Linked DNA regions of Mus musculus: region 1 is linked to region 2. Evidence: chromatin loops called from intact Hi-C (ENCODE). Cell type or tissue: gastrocnemius. All regions are shown on one strand. Each heading gives the region's core, and the rest is flanking DNA. Links, peaks and the distances in the headings are about the cores only.

What was found. A loop is a pair of places that touch in the nucleus more often than their neighbours do. Peaks named below come from ENCODE experiments on the same cell type or tissue, not always from the same donor. Only the 100,000 strongest peaks of a DNase experiment are listed, where the experiment ranks them.
Region 1: it touches region 2 in a loop (2.7-fold over the local background); 9 of 42 quality-filtered maps call a loop at or near these places.

What each region holds. Positions count from the first base shown.
Region 1 is chr10:57,563,273-57,574,091 of GRCm38, reverse strand. No RefSeq gene overlaps it. Among named protein-coding and RNA genes, the nearest start is that of Serinc1, 36 kb to the right of the region's middle. In gastrocnemius, for the core only: a CTCF peak has its summit at 2,691 (motif pointing left); DNase peaks (open chromatin) are centred at 1,757, 2,688 and 4,684.
Region 2 is chr10:57,457,626-57,468,444 of GRCm38, reverse strand. No RefSeq gene overlaps it. Among named protein-coding and RNA genes, the nearest start is that of 4930467K11Rik, 23 kb to the left of the region's middle. In gastrocnemius, for the core only: a CTCF peak has its summit at 4,984 (motif pointing left); a DNase peak (open chromatin) is centred at 4,952.

The DNA of each region.
Region 1 (10,819 bases), core at 1,046-9,045, 110 kb before region 2:
GTAACAAAACCATCAAAACAATAATAAATATAGTTTAAAGCTAGAAAGTACAGTGCAATTGTGTTACATCATTGTTCAAGCTATCAGAAATAACTATCTCTGAGCATTCAGGTATTTCTAAAAAATAAAAAAAATTTTTAAAAAAGCTAAAATTAGACTCAAAATGCATTCCATGGTTGGTATCAACCTTCAAGGGATCTGAAACTACAGCTGGCATGGTTTCAGCATCCATGTATAGCCGCTGAGGACTGGGCACAGGTACTGTTTAGACCACTGCAAACAAAGCAATGCCTCGCTGAATCTCGAGCCTTTCCAGGTAGCCAAGGCCCTGACACTCCACAACAGAGTGGATTTTATAGTTAAGTGAATGATCTGTTTTCACACATATAATGAAGTTAATCAATAGTAAGGATTAATAAACAAGGATCAGAAAGAGGAGAGAGAAAGGAACAATCACTTCGCTTAAAGGATAATGCAGATTATTATCCATATTCTTTAACCTATGCTTCCCAGGATCAAAACACCTGATACTCTGTAGTGAAGCTACCGAAAAGAAATTCTATTTTTTTTACTGCAAAATCATAAAAAAAAACAATGTTTGATATGTACCATGGGACAACATATGTAAAAAATACAGTAACTAATTATTCTGTGGAAATCAACCATATCCAGATATCTATACTCTTATTGCCTGTCTAAAGCAGTCATCAGTATTCTAAGAGCAATCACAGATAGCATACATTTCTGTATAAATTCCTATTGCATACCATAAAACTTTCACATCCGCGATGTAGAAGGAAAACAAATATTTCTTGTACTAACTGTGTGAACTGGTTGCACTAAAAAAAATGTATCTGAAAGGACATGTTCAATAAGCAATCTTTTAAGGGCATAGTTAATTTTTATTAGCACCTATTAAGCCCCTGCTGTATATTATATAGAACACAGTATAATTTAGTCTATTCCAAGTAGGAATTGATTATTTTCACTGTCTCGTCTCATTGCCAAATACTTAGTACTAAATAGATTGTAGAGGAAAGCATTCTCACAGGGCCAATCCAAGTGTCATCTCAGCAAACTCATGATAACTCAGAGTCACTTGTGGGCATGGGATTGGAAGGACTGGTTTTATGTAGCCATGTGTCTTAGGACTTAGGCTGAGTTCCATTCTTTAAGTTGTAGTTTTCCATCTTACTCTCACATGTTCACCTTTATCACTTAAAATAGTTAAAATTGAAAGCAGGGTACAAATTACTTCCTTGGACTATCTTTGAAAATCTTGTAATGGTAAACCATACTATTATAAAAATTCTGAAATTTATTTGAAAGAAACCTAAATGGGCTTTTCACGGAGGACATTCTAGGACATTTAAAAACATCAAACACTAATATCTTCTGTACTCAGTGTTTTCCTCAAACCAAAACAGAAAGGAGATTTTTCTTAGCGGCAACTCTTCTCTATTCCTTTGCAATATGTTCCTGAATCAAAAGAACCAAAATATTGTCAAGGAGTTTATCCATTATCCATTATCCACTATCCATTATCTGTTATCCACTATCCATTATCTATTATTGCTTCCAACGGGATCGCAAAAGTCTTGTGGCTTAGACCATTCTCTTGTTTCTCCACACTGCAGCGTGTATTAGAGAATAGTTAACATTCTTGCCCCATATTTTGTTATTATAATAACAAAAATAGACCCATGTGTTTCCAACTGTCCATCGCAATCAGACACCATCTGGTGCCACTGGCTGGCTCTGTCCCAGTTTCCACAAAGGAAACAAAAGCCCAGAGAGGTTGAATGGCTTTAGTGAATCACAAAGCCAACAGAATTCAAACCACCAGGCAGGCATTCTCTATTCAGTTCCCTAAAGATGCATGTTTGCTTGCTTAATTCTGTAAACCTCAATTTTCAGCAAGTTTTACATTTAGACTAAATATGAATCAATAAGACTTTCAAACAAGGAAATAAGTACAAACCAGTGCAGATATTGTGTAGGAAAGATATAGAGGTGAATAAATTTCATTCTCTATGAATATACACATATGTCCCCAAATAAACAGCATGTAAAAAATAATCAAAGGAATAACTCTATTGAAATGTGTATAAAATCTGGCAAAACTATTCTTAAGCAAACTCATCTTATATTTAAAATTACTTGATAGGGAAAATAAACAGAAATGACAAACACTTTTAAAAAATAAAACAAAATGTTAGGAGAACAAAAAATAAAACCAAGTCTGTAAATTGTGAAGAAATTGAGAAAAAAACTCTTTCAAAATTTATCATCTCTTATCTCCCTTATGATGGTTTAGGAATTAATAAGAAAAATATAGGTTTATGCAAATGTCGCTGAAGCTCCCTTTTGTCCTGACTGTGTCTGATGTGAACGCTGAGGAGTCCAGAGTCACTGTGGATCCTAAAGGCTCAGACTGCACAGTGAGCTCAGGATGTCCCTGAACCTGCAACCTGCTTATTTCACTCTGTTTACATTTGTTTGGTTGGTTGGTTTATTTTTTTTTCTCTCAAGCACTGCCCATAAACAATTGGTAATTATCCAGTGCTTACTAAGTTTAAATCCAAGCGTCTGCTTCTTAGCACCAACAAGTGAAACTATTGATCTGGATGTCCAAGACTCAACTGACTTGGTCACATATATCGCTCCTGCACTGTGGCTCTCTGCTGCCCCCTCTTGGTTGTAGACAGGATTCCTTCAGACACTGGGACATGCTTTTAAGGCAGTCTAAGCTTTTAGTAATGTAATTACCAAGAATTTTGGTACTCCTAAACGTCACAGAGAGATAAATAAAACGGACTCATTGTAAAAGCAGCGTGTATATGTTTTACTACGTCGCTTCAGAAATCAACTCCATTTCAGTTCAGTATTTTCTAGATTAACCTTGGTTTTTTAAAATAAAAATGGTTGACTTACCTAACTCTCCCAATTGTTCAATGATTCACGGCAGGTTTTATTATTGTTGTTGTTCATAAACAGTTCTAAAATACTATAAAACTGAATGTATACATTTTCAGAGGGCATCTACCAGGACACCGTGTTATGCTTCCTGGATCCATCATCAAGAAAGGACTGACTGCACCCAATGAGCCAGGCGCTGTCTAGGCGTAGCATGAACCTTCTAGATACCTACATTTGTGATGAGTAAATTCCTGTGTGTGAAGGAACGCTTTGCTGAGCAGACACAAATGAAAGGATGTTCTGCTAAAGCAAGCACGTGAAAGGACGCGTGATGAAGAAGAACTCTTTGCTAACAGCACACATGTACTGGGCTGCCTTACATCCTTGTTGTGCTTCATTTGTTGTGACTCCATAGAGAGAAATGCACCCAACAAAACTTCTTGAAAAGTTCTGAGATTGCTTGCTACTTCCTCGGACTTGGGCCAATAGGCAGAGTGATGTCAACTGATAACGGACTCACGTGCAGTTTTGCTAAGACAGACAGCCTCATGTGGAGGCAAGACTTGTGCTAAGGCAATACCCGTGGAGGACATGTGATTTTTGGAAGGAGTATAAATAGGACTCAACGGACTGTGAGAAGGGCTTGCAGGCAGAGCTAGCTCTGCCATGCTTCCTGGTTTCACCTCTTCGCTGAGAGAGGCATGGCAGAGAACATCTCCTGATGTCTCTGCTAGTCCTAGTTCCTCCTGCTGACTCGTGTCCATTTGCCTGAGGCCTGCCTGTTCCTGTTCTGCCCTGCCATGGCTGCTGCTTTCCTGACACTACTGAACTAGACAGCTGGGATATCTGTGAAGTGCCTGCAAGTGGATCGAGCTGCCACTGCTGACCTGTGAACTGAACTGCTGAGTTCCTGACAACACAGATGGAACTGGCTCCAAAGATCCATCCCTAAACAGATCCACTTCCCCATATCATAATAACATTTCTTTCCCACTGGGGGGTGGTGGGCTAGATGGGAAATTGAAGTGTTTAAGCACCATCATTAAAAATAGGCTTTGAAAAATTTAAATTTACAGTATACAAGTGATCCAAATGTCATAGACTATAAACCAGGGTTCTCAACCTCCCTGATGCTGAAACCCATTAATACATTCCTTAGGTTGTGGTGACCCTGGACCACAAAATTATTTTCATTGCTACTTCATAACTGTACTTTTGCTGCTGTTATGAATCATAACGTAAATACCTGTGCTTTTAATTTTTAAGGGGTGTTAGGTGACCCCTTTGAAGGGTCACCAATGGTCATGACTCACAAGTGGAGAATCACTCAGCTAAGCCCAGGCTACTCTTGTGTTTATGGCTGATTCCTGATACAACAGCAGCTGTGATGTCCAATCCTCCAGCACTGGTCAGCTGCTAACGGTTTCTATCTCCATGCTTCAATTCACAAATCCAAGCATCTTCTGAGCCTGCTGTCTTCTCATGGAGACCCGGAAACACACTAACAGCTCTCTCATGTTGTTTGCTATGTGCTTCCCATACATACTAATTTCCAGATTCCAGTTCCATCCTCTCTCCTTTCTGCCCCTTATTTATTAATCCTTTCAGTTGAGTGACTGAATCGTATATCTGGACAGACAACTCACTTAACAACAAAATCGACTTTGTCTCAGAGTGTGAGTGCCTTGACTCCCGGAAAGGCTAGGGATCTGGCGAGGCATTGCTTTATTTGCCATGGTCTAAGCAGCACCCGTGTCACTGAGCTCAGCGTGGCGCTGAGCAGCTAAATTCGGATGCAGAAAGCATGCCAGCTGCAGTTTCAGATCCCTTGAAAGCTGATGTCAATCTCACTAAATCCAAACTATGGATAGATTTTCTCATGCCTTAGTATTCCACGGGATTTACTGTTTTTGTTGCTGATCCAGTCCTTATTAGCCTAAACCATTGTCCTATATCAAGAGTGGCTACACCGACTCGTATTACCAACACCCAGGGGGCTGAATAGATGAGGATCACTGCAAATCTGGGACCAGCTTCAGATCCATGGAGAAGTCTTTCCTAATATTTTAATCTAAGTCCAAAACAAAAATAAATATATTTTTCTGTTCTATTTTAAGTGAGCTATAGCTGTCTTTTCTTCCCTGTTTATTATTATTATTATTTCATCATTACTATTTTGAATGCTGGGGATCAAACCCAGGTTCTCAGGCAAGCAGGCAGGATCTCGATCACTAATCCTTCTACTTTTATTTTAGGAAATACCTTTATTCTGTAGACTAGCATTTAGACCTTTCATAGTCTGTTAAATAGGTTAATTCATTTTCCCTATTGTCTTGCTCTATTCTCAAAAGAAATACAGAGGACCTAAATACCATACTTGGGGAAATCATGTATTTTAAGAGTGTTCCCAAATTATGACTCATGGAATGTGACATATGTTTATTTTATTTCAGGGAACATAATGTGTTGAATTTATATAAATTTAGGGAACATTGGATTAAACAATGTTAAATAGGCTTATTCATGGTAGAATTTCTGAAATCCTTCATAAAGTACTCTGTACTGTAAATTTCTAATAGGAAATTATCAGTCCTACCTGAGAAAGATCAACTTGAGACTATTCTCATTTTTTGTTAGTTTTTTTAATTCACATTTTATTTCTGAAATTAAGTATCTTTTCAAATCAAAGTACAAAATACATATTTATACAGCCCCATATGATGTTTAATACCCTTGTAAATTGAGCACTGTTTAAGTCAAAGTAAATATATCTATTCAAATATTTATTATTTTATGGTAAAAACACTAAAAGTACTTTCATTACATATACATATACATATACATACACATACACATACACATACACATACACATACACATACACATACACATACATATACATATACATATATAAAACCAGTTGGGGAGATGGTCTAGTTTGTAAACTGCTCACTACACAAGAACAAGAATTTAAGTTCAGATCGCTGTATCCATGGAAAAGCCAGAGTGTGGCACAGATAGAAGGATCCATGAAGCTTCCTGGAATGCCAGACCAGTCAAATGAATGAGTTCTAAGTGTAGGAGAGACCTTGGGTAACACCACTATAGCCTCCAGATGTACATGTACATGCATCCACCAACATGTATATGTACCACACATGCGAACACAGTGCTTTTTGGTTATATGAACTCACTCTGCTGTGCAGCACCATATCAGAAATTTTCCTACCTGAACTGTACGTCAATGGCCATGTTTTCCCAGTTCTCCTGAACGCCTACTCTTCCAGTCCCTGGAGGCAACTATCTGACCCTCAGCCTCAGCTGTCTCATATTCCATGTATCAGTAAGATCTGGAGGCATCTCTCTTCTCTTTCTGGATTATTGCACTGAACCATGTAATTCATTTCCATTCATGTGTCATAAATGACAAGGTTTGTTCTCCCCAGTCCCTGGGACTGTTCTTCTATGTCCAGATTCTCCTGTTAACAAAGATAAATAATAAATACTATTTCATGTACTGTAATAGTTCCTCGTAGAATATACTGCTCACAAATTAAATCAAATCGTACCTTATAATGATCCAAATTTCAAGAATTGATGGTTAAGATGTAAAGTGGGCCTCTAGTTTCCAAAGAAGATACTACATTTAAAAATTAGTGCTGGTGATCCAATCCAGATTCTCACTGATAGACATTTTCTCTCCCTCAATGACATAGATATAGGCCAGATTAGACAAGATTAAAAGTAGGTAAAGGCAAGTTTATTAGGAGGCAGCTCTGGGGTGGGTTCACTGCTCTGACAAGTGGAAGTAAGTGAAGTCATGCATCTGGCTAAAGCATGGCAGTTTTATAGATCTTAGGCGAAAAGTGATGACTGTCAGCTATGGGCCAGGATTGTGTCCATATATGGTCAAAAACTGAGCCCCTGGCAGGTTCTCTTGGATGGGTTGTTGGAAAAGCAGAGACACGGACTGATGACATGTTAGCCTGGAGTTTTCTCCAAGAGACTAGAGGAGTTTTCTCTGTGTAGGAGGGGTTGGGGGAAGGAGGGCAGGTGGGGTTTCCCAGCTTCTTCAGGGCAAAACCAGGGGTACCAGCCTAACACTCATGAAGACTAAGCAGCACTCCTCCATGCAGCCACACTCCTAGCCTCCAATTCAAATCCTTTAAGATATATATATATATATATATATATATATATACATGTATGTACATGTGTGTGTTATATATAAAATATATAATCTAAATATATGCATTCATTTTATATAATTGACTTACTGTTTGTAAAACTATCTTCACATGCTACCTGGGGTAGATCAGCAGCCAGATACCCACCCACACCAACAACCAATGTTCCTCCCAGGAAGTCTGCAGAAATCAAAGAAATAGGTGAGACTCTCACCCAAATTCCCACTCAAACTGGGAAAACCACGGGGCCCAGCTGACACAGGACACCCCACCCCCAACCCCAGCTCGAGCTCCACCTTTCTTCCAGCCTGATTTCTTCCCTGGTCCATATCAGCAGGCAGGTACATAGCCACAAAGACAGACTGTGTGCCTTCCAGGATGTCTGCAGAAAACAAAGACACAGGAGAGAATCTCACCCAAATACCCATGCCTGCTGAGACAACCACAGGGACCATCTGAAGAGAGACCCACCTCCCCCCACAAACTCCACCCCCTGAGCTCCACCCTTCTTCCAGCCCACTTCCTACTCTGGCCAGATCAACTACTAGATACCCACCCACACGCCACAGCCTATCTGCCTCCCAGGAGGTCCACAGTAACCAGGGACACAGCCCTAACTCTGCTCTAACCAGAGACACAAGAGCCCACCCTAACTAGACACAGCATTGCCTGCCTCCAAGGAGACTGGCTCTAGTCAGAGACACCCAGGCCAATTAACATCAGAGATAACCAGAGAGACAGAGGCAAGTGTGAGATCATAAGCAACAGAAACCAATGCAATCACCCACCATGAGAACCCAGTTCTCCCACCACATCAAGCCCTGGATACCCCAATATGCCTGAAAAGCAAGATAATGACTTAAAATCCCATCTTATGACAATGTGTGTGTGTGTGTGTGTGTGTGTCTCTCTCTCTCTCTCTCTCTCTCTGTGTGTGTGTGTGTGTGTATCTACCTATGTTTCTATGTGTAGTGTGTGTATCTGTCTGTCTGTCTATGTTTCTACATGTGGTGTATATGTGTGGTTGGCTGTCTATGTGTCTGTGTATGTGTCTGTGTGTGTTTGTGGATATGTCTCTGTGTGTGTGTGTGTGTCTGTTTCTCTGTGTGTGTGTGTGTGTGTGTGTGTGTGTGTGTGTGTGTCTGTCTGTCTGTGTATCTGTGTGTATCTGTGTGTATCTGTCTGTGTATCTGTGTGTCTGCCTATGTGTCTACATGTCTGATATACATGTATTCTATCTGGACTGTTTCAAGGTAGCAAAATACACAATCGTAAAAATAGCACAAAGCACACGGATTCCTTTGAGTTGAAGACAATTGAGAAGAAGGGGATATAAGGAAAGCTCTCTACCCTGCCTATGCTGTCTACCAGGAGAAAGATCTACAAAGATATCCTATATCATCCCACAAGGAAGAACAAAATGAAATTGCCAAAGATTCTGAACACTCCCCCCCCCCCTTATCATGTTACCTTTCCTTACCAAATGTTATGTGAGGCCAGATTTCAATCAAACCTTTGAATTGGCCTCATCTGGTATTTGTGTGTGTGTGTGGGGGGTGGGGGGGGGAGCCGCCCTCACATTCGCCGTTACAAGATGGCGCTGACATCCTGTGTTCTAAGTGGTAAACAAATAATCTGCGCATGTGCCAAGGGTAGTTTTCCACTACATGTGCTCTGCCTTCCCCATGACGACAACTCGGCCGATGGGCTGCAGCCAATCAAGGAGTAATACGTCCTAGGCGGAGAATAATTCTCCTTAAAAGGGACGGGGTTTCGCCATTCTCTCTCTTGCTCTGGATCTTGCTCTCTGGCTCCTGAAGATGTAAGCAATAAAGCTTTGCCGCAGAAGATTCCGGTTTGCTGCGTTCTTCCTGGCCGGTCGCGAACGCGTGTAAGATGTGTGTGTGTGTGTGTGCTAAGAAACATCTTTGTCTTTCTCTTATTGGCCTAGCTCTCTTAAGTTCAGTTTAGGAGGGCATCAACCAGAGAATTCACAATATTAAGTAGAAATCTTCCCACCCTGCAGTGCGTGCCTCAAACTTTTTTGAAGTATTGAGGTACCTGGCAGATAGTTCCAAAAGTTATTTTTCTGTTTCATCCTCATTAATTTGGATGTGTGCAGGACAGGATCAATTTATAATTACGAACTATTCTTATATTTATAATTAAAATTTTTGATAAATTAATAGTTGTCTAGTTACTTTCAAGTAATGCTCATTAAAATTGTGATTTCAAAACTGAGCATAATTGTAAAATGAATTAGAGAATCACAAATGTTAATTCTCCATATACTTTATGCCTAGTTTCTTTTCAAACATGAGGAAACTATGCATTAAAAAGCAGCAAATTACTGCAAATATAATTAATGAACAATGATTTTTAATCTCTAGGCTTTGGTTCATCAAGATTTGTTAATAAATTCATGTAATTGTATAGTTTGGAAAGTAACCATTCACAGCTACAAGAAAACAAATCATAGAATATCTAAGATACAATTTGCAAAACACATGAAACTCAAGAAGAAGGAAGACCAAATTGTGGCTCCTTCATCCCTCCTTAGAATGGGGAACAAAATACTCATGGAAGGAGTTACAGAGACAAAGTTTGGAGCTGAGACGAAAGGATGGACCATTCAGAGACTGCCCTACCCAGGGATCCATCCCATAATCAACCACCAAACGCAGACACTATTGCATATGCCAGCAAGAATTTGCTGACAGGACCCTGATATAGCTGTCTCTTGTGAGGCTATGCCAGTGCCTGGCAAATACAGAAGTGGATGCTCACAGTTATCTATTGGATGGAACACAGGGCCCCCAATGGAGGAGCTAGAGAAAGTACCCAAGGAGCTGAAGGGGTCTGCAACCCTATAGGTGGAACAACAACATGAACTAACAAGTACCCCAGAGCTTGTGTCTCTAGCTGCATATGTAGCAGAAGATGGCCTAGTTGGCCATCATTGGGAAGAGAGGCCCCTTGGTCTTGCAAACTTTATATGCCTCAGTACAGGGGAACGCCAGGGCCAAGAAGTGGGAGTAGGTGGGTAGGGGAGCAGGGAGGGGAGGGTATAGAGGACTTTCAGGATAGCTTTTGAAATGTAAATGAAGAAAATATCTAATAAAAATTGAAAAAAAAAGAACAGGAAGGGCATTAATATTTGTTTAGTATTGTCAATGGTTATGCTCAGTATATGTTTAAAATTCATTTTATACCCATTCATTTAATGAATATGGTAATAAGTTATGTTAGATGCTGAGGTTACAATGATTTACATGGAAAATATTATTGTCTTTACAGAACTTAACTTGTCTTATAGGGCCAGAGATTATAAATGCACTCAAAATGTAGCATAATTCTAAGGTGAAGGACATCCAATGAATAAGTCTGGAGAAAGGAGAGACATGGATATAGGTATATTGGAGGAAGAATAGTATTCTGTGTAGTGAACTGTCTTGAAATAGGTGAGGTTTGAGTGGGACCTCAAAAGACAAGGAGAAAAACCAGACTTTGAAGCTATCACAGGGACAGGAAGCAGGCAGGAGCAGGTTGACAGGAGGAAAGTTAAGTTCACTTATTCCAGAAACAAGATCTTGCTACAATAGGTGGGCAGATGAAGAAATCGGGATGTGGCTGGAGAAGAGAGCAGATTGACCTGTTGGCTCTGAAGTGAAGCCAGAATTTCTTATATCATGCAGGGAAATCTCTAGGAAAGA
Region 2 (10,819 bases), core at 1,776-9,775:
AGAGTGAGTGCAGTGGATCTTGACTGGAGCACAGGAAGGTCTTCTAATCATAGATTAGAAACGGCTCATTAGGAGAAAGCCTGTCCTGTCCTCCAAGTGCAGTGGGCCTTGATGAGCAGAGACATTCTATGGTTTTAGAGCTTTATTATAGAAATGCAGGAAAGAGAGAAGGTAGAAAAGAGAGAGAGAAAGAGGAAAGGCTAGAGAGAAAGAGAGTAAGAGGGAGAGAGGAGAGGAGAGGACAGGAGAGGAGAGGAAGACAAAGAGAAAGGAAAGAGGAGAGAGGAGTGAGAGAAGCGAGAGGTAAGAGAACAAAGGAGTGAGAGAGACAAGAGAGTAAGAGAGTGAGGTGGGGCTGAATAGCCCTTTTTATGGTCTTCACTCTTGCTGGGTAACTGGGGGGGAGTTTAGCCTGAAGGTCAGAAGCTTGGGCCATTGCCTACATGACTACTGACCATGCTTCTCTTGTGGGGGCTGTGGGGGGGGCGATAACTTAGGCAAGGGCCAGAGTTCCAGGAGCATGAGGGAATGCCTACCATGTCATGAAGGTGAATTATCATCACCGGGGTTCAGACCTCAGCTTGACTGGAGACCAGAATGTCTGTGCAGAGCCCAATGCCTCACATCTATTAGGGGTACAAGAAGCACACAGAACACAAAAGAGACTGGCCCAGAAGAGAAATTCCAAATGACAATAATCAAAACACTAAATGTAAGGAACAAATAATGCTAAAAGCTGTAAGGAAAAATCGCACATAACTTATACAGGCAGATCTATTAGAATAATACTTGACTTTCCAATGGAGACTCTAAAAGCAAAAAGGGCCTGCTTTGTGTTCCCCAAACTGTAAAAGACCATAGATGCCAGCTCAGGCTACTATAGTGAGCAGATATTTAAATCACAACAGATGGAGACATTCCACAATAAAACCAAGTGTAAGCAGTATGCAACTACAAATCTACTTCTACAGAAGAATCTAAGATGAAAAATTCAACCTGAACAGGTTAACCACATCCAAGAAAACACAAGGAATCAAACATCCCAAACCAGCAAATCATAAAACGGGAGAAGGAAAAACCTAAACTACTCCAACAAAATAACGGGAGTCAACAACCAGTGTTCATTGGCTGATGACACAACACCCATGGTCTCAATTGCCCAGTGAAAAGACCTAGACTAACAGATTGGAATTTAAATTAGGAGCCATCTTTTCTGCTGCACCCCAAAAATTATCTTAAAGGATAGATATCACCTCGGGGTAAAAGTCTGGAAAAGGATTTTCCCATGAAGCAAGGTAGAATAGCTATCTTAATATCTGACAAAAATAGACCTCAAACAGTCCTAAATGGTTTGTCTCCTTCAAATACCTTCCCTTAAGGATCAAGAAATTCTGAAGAAGAGGAGGTAAAGAGTGTAAGAGGAGTTCGAGGAGACTCAGGAAACAAGGCTCTAAGATATTAAGACAAATACACATATGAACTCATAGAGACTGATACAGCATGCATGGTGCCTACAATGGCCTGGCCACATGGAGTCCTAGAAGGAGAGAAGAAATGGGTACAAGCTTATATCCTTAACCCAGAAGCTATTTCTAACTGATAACCACTCACAAGTAAAATATTTGTTCTCTCCAACTGAGTAGCAATGGGGATACATACCATTAAGGGTAGACTCCATGGCCATGTAGAGGTGAGATCCAATTATCTGCAAATTTCTTGATTTCATTTTTTGATGACTGAGTAGCATTCTATTTACTACATTTTCTTTATTACCAGTTGATGGACATCTAGGTTGTTTCCAGTTTCTGAATATTATGAATAGAACAGCAATGGAGGGGCTGGTGAGATGGCTCAGTGGGTAAGAGCACCCGACTGCTCTTCTGAAGGTCCGAAGTTCAAATCCCAGCAACCACATGGTGGCTCACAACCACCCGTAATGAGATCTGATGCCCTCTTCTGGTGCGTCTGAAGACAGCTACAGTGTACTTACATATAATAAATAAATAAATAAATAAATCTTTAAAAAAAAAAAAAAAAAAAGAACAGCAATGGATATAAATTTAGCAAGTTTTTTTTTTCTTTTGTGGTAGGATTGTGTCCTTTGGATATAAGTCATGTAGTTGCATCTTGAGGTAGATTGATTCTAATTGGAAATTTCATGGAGATTTCATTGAATTTGTAGATTGGTTTTTGTAAGATGACACTTTTTACTATATTAATCCTACTAATCCAAGAGCATGGGGGATCTTTCTGTATTCCGATATCATCTTAAGTTTTATTATCATGATTATGGCAACTCTAAGAAAGGAAAGTATTTAGTTGGAGGCTTGCTTACAGTTTCAGAGACTTAGTTCATTATTACAGCAGGGATCATGGCAGCAAGGAGCATGGCAGCAGCTGAGCAGGCATGGAGTTGGAGAAGTAGTCATCTGTAGGCTGAGATAAAGAAAAACAGAGGGCTGGGTGTGTGCTTTTGAAACTTCAAAACCCACCCCAAGTGACACACTTCCTCCAACAAGGCCACACCCCTGAATTCTTCTTCTATCAGAGTTCCACTCCCTGGTGACTAAGCATTCAAATATAGATATTGTCTTCAATCTCTTTCTTCACTCTCTCAATGTTTTTATCATCAAAGTCTTTCACTTGCTTGGTTAGAGTTGAAGAAGGAGGAGGAAGAGGAGGAGGAGGAGGAGGAGGAGGAGGAGGAGAAAAAGAAGGACAAAGAGAGAGAGACAGAGAGAGAGAGACAGAGACAGAGAGAGACAGAGAGAGACAGAGAGAAAGGGAGAGACAGAGAGAAAGAGAGAGACAGAGAGAAAGGGAGAGACAGAGAGAAAGAGAGAGACAGAGGGGTTGATATGAAAGATGTTATGATTTCTTTCTCAGTCTCTTTGTCGTTTGTATCTAGGAAGGCAACTGCTTTTTGTGAGTTAATTATGTATTCAGCCATGTTTAGGGCCACTTCTGTATATTAGGAATTCATCTGCAAATAAAGATTCTGTGATTTTTTTTCCTTTCCTATTCATATCCCCTTGATTGCCTTTAGTTGTGTTACTGCCCTAGGGAAAGACTTCAGGTACTATATTGAATAGGTACAGAGAGAAAGTGGACCACTTTGCTTGTTCCTAATTTTAGTGGAATTGCTTTAAAAATTTCTCTAAGTTGATATCGACTATGGACTTGCAAGAAAATGCCTTTATTATGTTGAGAATGTCCCTTGTATCCCTAATCTCTCCAGGACTTTTATCATGAAGGGGTGTTAGGGTTTGTCAAGGCCTTTTCTGCATCTAATGATCATGTGCTTTTTGGCTTTCACTTTATTTATGGATTACATTTATCAACTTATGTGTGTTGGACTATCCCTGTATCCCTGGGATAAGGCCTAATTGATCATGGTGGATGATCTTTTTGATATGTGCTTGGATGCAGGTTGGAAGTATTTTATTAAAAATATTTACATTTGGGAAAATTTTCCACAATTCTCTTCATTAGATTTTTATGTGGCTTAAATGAATTGGGCTGTGTTCCCCCTGTTCCTATTTTGTGGACTAATTTAAGGAGTATTGGAATTACCTCTTCTTCAAAAGTCCAGTAGAATGCTGTGCTCCAACCATCTGGCCTTGGACTATTTCTTATTCTTTTATAGCTTGGGAAACTTTTATTTACTGCGTCCGTTTCATTAGGGATTACAAGTCTGTTTAAATTGCTTATTTGATCTTGATTTCACTTTATTAGGTGGTCTGTATTGAGAAAATTATCCATTTTTTTAGATTTTCCAATTTGATTGCCTACAGATTTTTAAAGTATGTCTTTATGATTCTCAGAATTTCCTTGGTATCTGGTATAATCCCCCCTTTCATCTCTAATTTTGTTAATTTGGATCATCTCTGTGATGGTTTGTATATGCTTGGCTCAGGGAGTAGCACTATTAAGAGGTGTGGCCTTGTTGGAGTAGGTGTGTCACTATGGGCACAGGCTTTAAGACCCTCATCCCAGCTGCCTAGAAGTCTTCAGATGAAGATGTAGAACTCTCAGCTCTGCCTGCACCATGCCTTCCTGGACTCTGCCATGCTCCCACCTTGATGATAATGTCCTTTATAAGAGTTGCCTTGGTCATGGTGTCTGTTCACAGCGGTTAAACTCTAAGACAATCTCTCCCTGCTTTTTACTTAATTTGGCTGAGGGTTTGTTGGTGAAAATATAATTTTAAAGAAAAGCAGTGAGCAAGTGTGATATATGGAGATTTGAGAAAATGTGCATCGATAAGCAAGTGGAAGCAAGCAGAGATAAGAGCATTGCCACATCTGGTGTGGACTATCTGTAACAGGGGCTCCTTACAAGTCTGCAGGAATGCAAAGGAGTCTCATGGCCCTTCCCCTCTTGGCGTTCGCTGGTGGTAGACTTGTAAAAGGAACTGTAGAGATGCTGAAAAAATTGTGTTTTCAAAATGTGTTTAAAATAAACGTATATACGACCTTTTCCTAAGCACATTTGCCTTAATATAATATTTGGTAAGAATGGGCTCCCATAGATAGAGTGACATCTTCATACTACGGAGAATATAGAAATCTACTATGTCCCACAGCACGATATCTACATCATCCTTGGTGTGTGACTGGGTTCTTTTTTTTTTTTTAATTTTTTTTTATTACATATTTTCCTCAATTACATTTCCAATGCTATCCCAAAAGTCCCCCATACCTTCCCCCCCACTTCCCTACCCACTCATTCCCATTTTTCTTGGCCCTGGCGTTCCCCTGTACTGGGGCATATACAGTTTGCGTGTCCAATGGGCCTCTCTTTCCAGTGATGGCCGACTAGGCCATCTTTTGATACATATGTAGCTAGAGTCAAGAGCTCCGGGGTACTGGTTAGTTCATAATGTGTGACTGGGTTCTAAGAGGAACTGAGAAAGTTTGTGGACGGTCACTGGATGGCTTTGCCTCTCGCTCCCCCTACTGTCCATATTGTGTTACTGCTGGAACCCATCAACGTGTACAGAAAAAGCACCTGTGCTAAGAAACCCGACTTTTCAATATCAGATGCGTCAATATGGCGTTTAATCTGATTAATTCCTTATTTTTTTTAACTCTTCCAGAATTTCATGTTCTCATGAGAGTTATGTTTAGAAGGTAATTTATGGATTTGTGCTTTCTGAGATCAAAATTTCTCCCCTTATGTCAGTTTCCTTGTGCATAATGATAAATACAAACACATATTATGCATTTCTCTGGGAAGATATGGTTTTACAAAAGCTACCTAGGTGATGTTCCATGCTCACGACTCATCTTCAGAAATGGGATTTCAAAATATTCTTGTAGTATGTAGATATTTTACAAAATTTGTTTCTTGAATTGAAAATTGTTTGAGATACTGGGAAACAAAACTGTAATATATTTATAACATTTAATAAATTGAATTTATATGGATACTAGAGTTAAAAAAAGTCACAAGAAAGCATGCTACAAAAAATGTCACCGAGGACTGCACTTTGTTTAAGAGTAATGGATAAGAGGCTGAAGGAATGGCTCAGCTTTTAAGAGCACTTGCTTAACTTCCATAGGACCCAAGTTTGATTCCCAGCACCCCCAGGGTGAGTTCCCAACATTGTGTAACTCCAGTTCTAGCTGATCTGACTCCTTCTGGCTATTACAGGAACCAGTCATGTGATGCACATATCTATATGTGGGCATCCATCCACATTCATACAATTGGTGGTGTATAAGTGCATAAAATATATTCAATACTGAAAAATGTAAAATTTAATGTGAAACTTTATAGTTTCCATTTTGAATACCAATTCTAAATTGTACATAAGTTCATTAAGTAGTATAGGCTTTAGGTTTGGCTAATGCTTTTGCAACTGATTTTTATAATAAAGTTTGTTTTATACTAAATAAAAATATAAATCTTAAAAATTATAATGGACAAATCGAACAAAATAGCATTCAAGGGATGTGGGTGAGGTAAATATGGGGACAATCTGTGATACCTTCATAAAACTATAGCAAATCCAAACTTATTCCAAAACAAAAAATTATTTAAAATTGCAACTCTTTAATTAATTGCCATTTAAGAAATTTATGATAAAATTTTGGGCTGAACTTCCTCACTGCTTATGTGCTTGAAGATGTTTATACTTTTCTATTTTTGTATTTGGTGGACAGCTTTGTCCAATTCGGAATCCTAGGTGAAAAATCATCATCCTTCAGAATTTTGAAACGATTCTTTTTTTTTTCCTACAACCTTGTAGTTCTTACCATTCTGATGATAGTTTGTGCTTATTCCTTTTTAAGGGAATTGGCTTTCACCTTTGCACTAGCCACCCATTCCCAGTCTTGCCTCCACAACCTCCCCACCTCTGCCTCCTTCCCTTTGCCTCTAAGAGAGTGCTCCCTCACCCACCCACCCACTCCCAGCTCACCCCTCCAGCATCCCCCTTCTCTGGGGCAACAAGCCTCCACAGGACCAGGGCCTTTCCTTCCATTGATGCCAGATAAGGCCATCCTCTGCTACATATGTATCGGAAGCCATGGACCCACCTGTGTATACTTTTTGGTTTGTGGTTTAGTCCCTGTGAGCTCTCTTAATTGATACTGTTGTTCTTCCTATGGGGTTGCAATTCCCTTCTGCTCCTTCAATCCTTCCCCTAACTCTTCCATTGGGGTCCCTGGCTCAGTTTGATGGTTGCCTGTGAGTATCTGCATCTGTCTTAGTCAAGTTCTGGCAGAACCTTTCAGAGGACAGCCATACCAGGCTCCTGACTACAAGCATTTCTTAGCATCAGCCATAGTGTTGGGGTTTGGAGCCTCCGGATAGGATGGATCCCAAGGTGAAAGGTCTCTGGATGGCCTCCAGTCTTTGATACATTTTTTGTCCTTGTGTTTCCTTTAGACAGGAACAATTCTAGGTTAAAAATTTTGAGTTGTGTGGGTAGTACCATCCCTCCACTGGGGGACATGCGTATCTACTGGAGGTCTCTTCAGGTTCTATCTCTCCCCTGTTGAGTATTTTGGCTATTATCATCGCCATTAGCCTGACATCTGGAACTTTCTAGAGATCTCCACCCCCCAGCCCCCAACCCGTTTCTCACCTGCACTGCTACTTATTTCTATTCGTTCTCTTGGCCCTCTGGACTTCTCTCCTGTCTCTTCCTGTACCTGGTCCTGCCCCCTTTCCCCTCCCCCCTTCCCCCCAGTATCCTCCCTCGGTCTGTCTCCTGTGATTATTAGTTTGTTTCCCTTTCTAAGTGGAATCCACACTTTGGCCTTCCTTCTTGCTAAGCTTCATATGGCCTGTGAGTTGTATTGTGGCTATTCTGAGCTTTTGGGCTAATATCCACTTATCAGTGAGTACATACTATTTGTGTCCTTTTGGATCTGGGTTAACTCACTCAGGATGATATTTTCTACTTCCATCCATTTGCCTACAAAGTTTGGGAGGTCTTTATTTTTAATAGCTGAATACTATTCCTTTGTATAAATGTACCACATTTTCTCTATCCAGTCTTCCATTGAGGGACATTTGGGTTGTTTCTAGCTTCTGGCTATTAAAAATAAGGCTGCTATGAACATAGTGGGACACATGCCCTTGTTATATGTTGGAGCATCTTTTGGGTGTATGACTAGCCATGGTGTAGCTGGGTCTTCAGGTAGAACTATCTCCAATTTGCTGAAGAACAACCAGATTGATTTCGAAAGTGGTTGTACCAGCTTGCAATCCTACCGGCAAAGGAGGAGTGTTTCTCTTTCTCCACATCCTCTCCAGCATCTGATGTCACCTGCGTATTTGATCTTAGCTGTTCTGATTGGTGTAAGGTAGAATCTCAGGGTTGTTTTGATTTGTATTTCCTTGATGACTGAGGATGCTGAACATTTCTTTAGGTGCTTCTTGGTAATTCGAGATTCCTTAGTTGAGAATTTCTAGCTTTAAAATTAAAATTAAATTAATTTAAATTGGGTTATTTGTTTTTCTGGAGTCTAACTTCTTTAATTCTTTGTATATTTTTGATGTAGGGTTCATAAAGATCTTTCCCCAAGCTGTAGGTTACCGTTTTGTTCTGTTGACAAAATAGAACCAAGTAGCTTTGCCTTCCAGAAGCTTTTCAGTTTCATGAGGTCCCATTTGTCATTTTTTGATTTTAGAGCCTGAGCCATTGGTGTTCTGTTCAGGAAAATTTCCCCTGTGTCAACATGTTTGTTTGGGTTTTCCCCCACTTCCTTTTCTATTTGATTCAGCATATCTGGTTTTATGTAGAGGTCCTGGATACACTTGGACTTGAGCTTTGTATAAGGAGATAAAAATGGATCATTTTGCATTCTTCTACATGCAGACTATCAGTTAGACCAGTATTTTTTTAAATAAATGTTTTCTTTTTTCCACTGTATGGTTTTGAGTTATTTGCTAAAGATCAAATGACCATAGCTGTGTGGGTTTATTTCTGGGTCTTCAATTCTATTCACTGATCTACCTGCCTGTCTCTGTACCAATACCATGCGTTTTAAAATCACTATTGCTCTGTAATGCAGCTTGAGGTCAGGGATTGGTGATTCCCCAAGAAGTTCTTTTATTGCTTAGAATTGTTTTTTGCTATTCCATTTTTTGGTTATTCAATATGAAGTTAAGAATTGCTCTTTCTACCTCTGTGAAAAATTGAATTGGAATTTTGATGGAGGTTGCATTGAATCTGTAGATTGTTTTTGGTAAGATGGCCATTTTTTGCTATGTTAATCCTGTTTATCCATGAACATGGGGGAATCTTTCCATCTTCTGAGGTGTTCTTGGATTTCTTTCTTCAGAGACTTTAAGTTCTTGCTATATAGATATTTTATTTTCTTGGTTAGAGTTAAACCAAGGTATTTTATATTATTTGTACTGTTGTGAGGAGTGTTTTTCCCTAATTTCTTTCTCAGCCATTTATCCTTTGAGTGAGTTAGGCTACTGATTTTTAAAGTTAATTTTATATTCAGCCACTTTGCTGAAGTTGTTTATCAGGTGTAGGAGTTCTCTGGTAGAATTTGTGGGGTCGTTTATGTATACTACCACATCGTTTGCAAACAGTGATACCTTGACTTTTTCCTTTCCAATTTGTATCCCTTTGACCTCTTTTTGTTGTCTAATTGCTCTAGCCAGAACTTGGAGTGCTATGTTGAATAAATAGGGACAGAGTGAACAGCCTTATCTTGTCCCTGAGTTTAGTGGGATTGCTTCAAGTTTCTCTCCACTTAGTTTGATATTGGCTGTTGGTTTGTTGTATATTGCTTTTATAATGTTTAGGTATGTGCCTTGAATTCCCTATCTTTCCAAGAGTTTTAACATGAAGGGGTGTTGTATTTTGTTAAAGGCTTTTCCAGCATCTAATGAAATAACCATGTTTTTCCCCTTTGAGTTTGTTTATATAGTAGATTACATTGATGGCTTTCTTTATATTGAACCATCCCTGTATCCAGGGGATGAAGCTTACTTAATCATGATGAATGATGGTTCTCATATGTTCTTGAATCTAGTTTGTGAGATTTTATTGAATATTTTTGCATCCATATTCATAAGCAAAATTGAAATCCAGCCTTAATCCATGGTGATCAGATAGAATTTATGGCATTATTTCAGTCTCTTTCTTTTTAGGTCTCTGTGTGGTTTAGGTATGAGAGTAAGTACAGCTTCACAGAATGAATTAGATAGTACTGCTTCTGTTTCTATTATGTGGAATAGTTTGAGAAGTATTGGTATTAGCTTCTTTGAATGTCTGGTATACCATCCAGCCTTGGGCTTTTTTTGGTTGGGAGACTACTAATGACTGCTTCTATTTCCTTAGGGATTATGAGAATGTTTAGATAACTTATCTGGTCCTGATTTAACTTTGTTACCTGGTATCTGTCTAGAAAATCAACCATTTCCTCTAGATTTCCCAGTTTTGTTGAGTATAGGCTTTTGTAGGGGGAGCTGATGATTTTTGAATGTCTCCAGTTTCTGTTGTTATATCGCTCATTACTGGTTTTGTCAGTTTGGCTTATGGTTTAACTATCTTTAGTTTGGCTTATGGTTTGTCTATCTTGTTGAGTTTTTCAAAGACTCAGCTCTTTCTTTTCTTGATTCTTTCTGTAGTTCTCTTTATTTCTAATTGGTTTATTTCAGCCCTGAGCTTGAGTATTTCCTGATGTCTACTCCCTTTGGCTGTATTTACTTCTTTTTTTTTCTAGAGCTTTCAGACTTACTGTTAAGTTGCTAGTGTATGCTGTCTCTAGTTTCTTCTTTGGAGGCACTCAGAGCTATGAGTTTTCCCCCTTAGTACTGCTTTCATTGTGTTTCATAAGTTTGGGTATGCTGTGCCTTTATTTTCACTAAATTATAGAAACTCTTAATTTCTTTCTTTATTTCTTCCTTGACCAAGTTATCATTGAGTAGAGAAGTTGTATAGTTTTTATGAGTATGTGAATTTTCTGTTGTTTTTGTTGTTACTGAAGACCAGCCTTAGTCCGTGATGATCTGATAGGATGCATTTAAATCTTCTTGTATCTGTGGAGGCCTGTTTTGTGACCTAATATATGGTCAACTTTGGAGAAGGTGCCATGAGGTGATGAACAAAATATTCTTTTGTTTTATGGTGAAATGTTCTGTATATATCTGTTAGATCCATATGGTTCATAACTTCTGCTAGTTTCACTGTGTCTCTGTTTAGTTTCTGTTTCTATGATCTGTCCATTGCTGAGAGTGGGGTGTTGAAATCTCCCACAATTATTGTGTGAGGTTTAATGTGTGTTTTGAGCTTTAGTAACATTTCTTGCACAAATGTGGATGCCCTTGCATTTGGGGTGTAGAT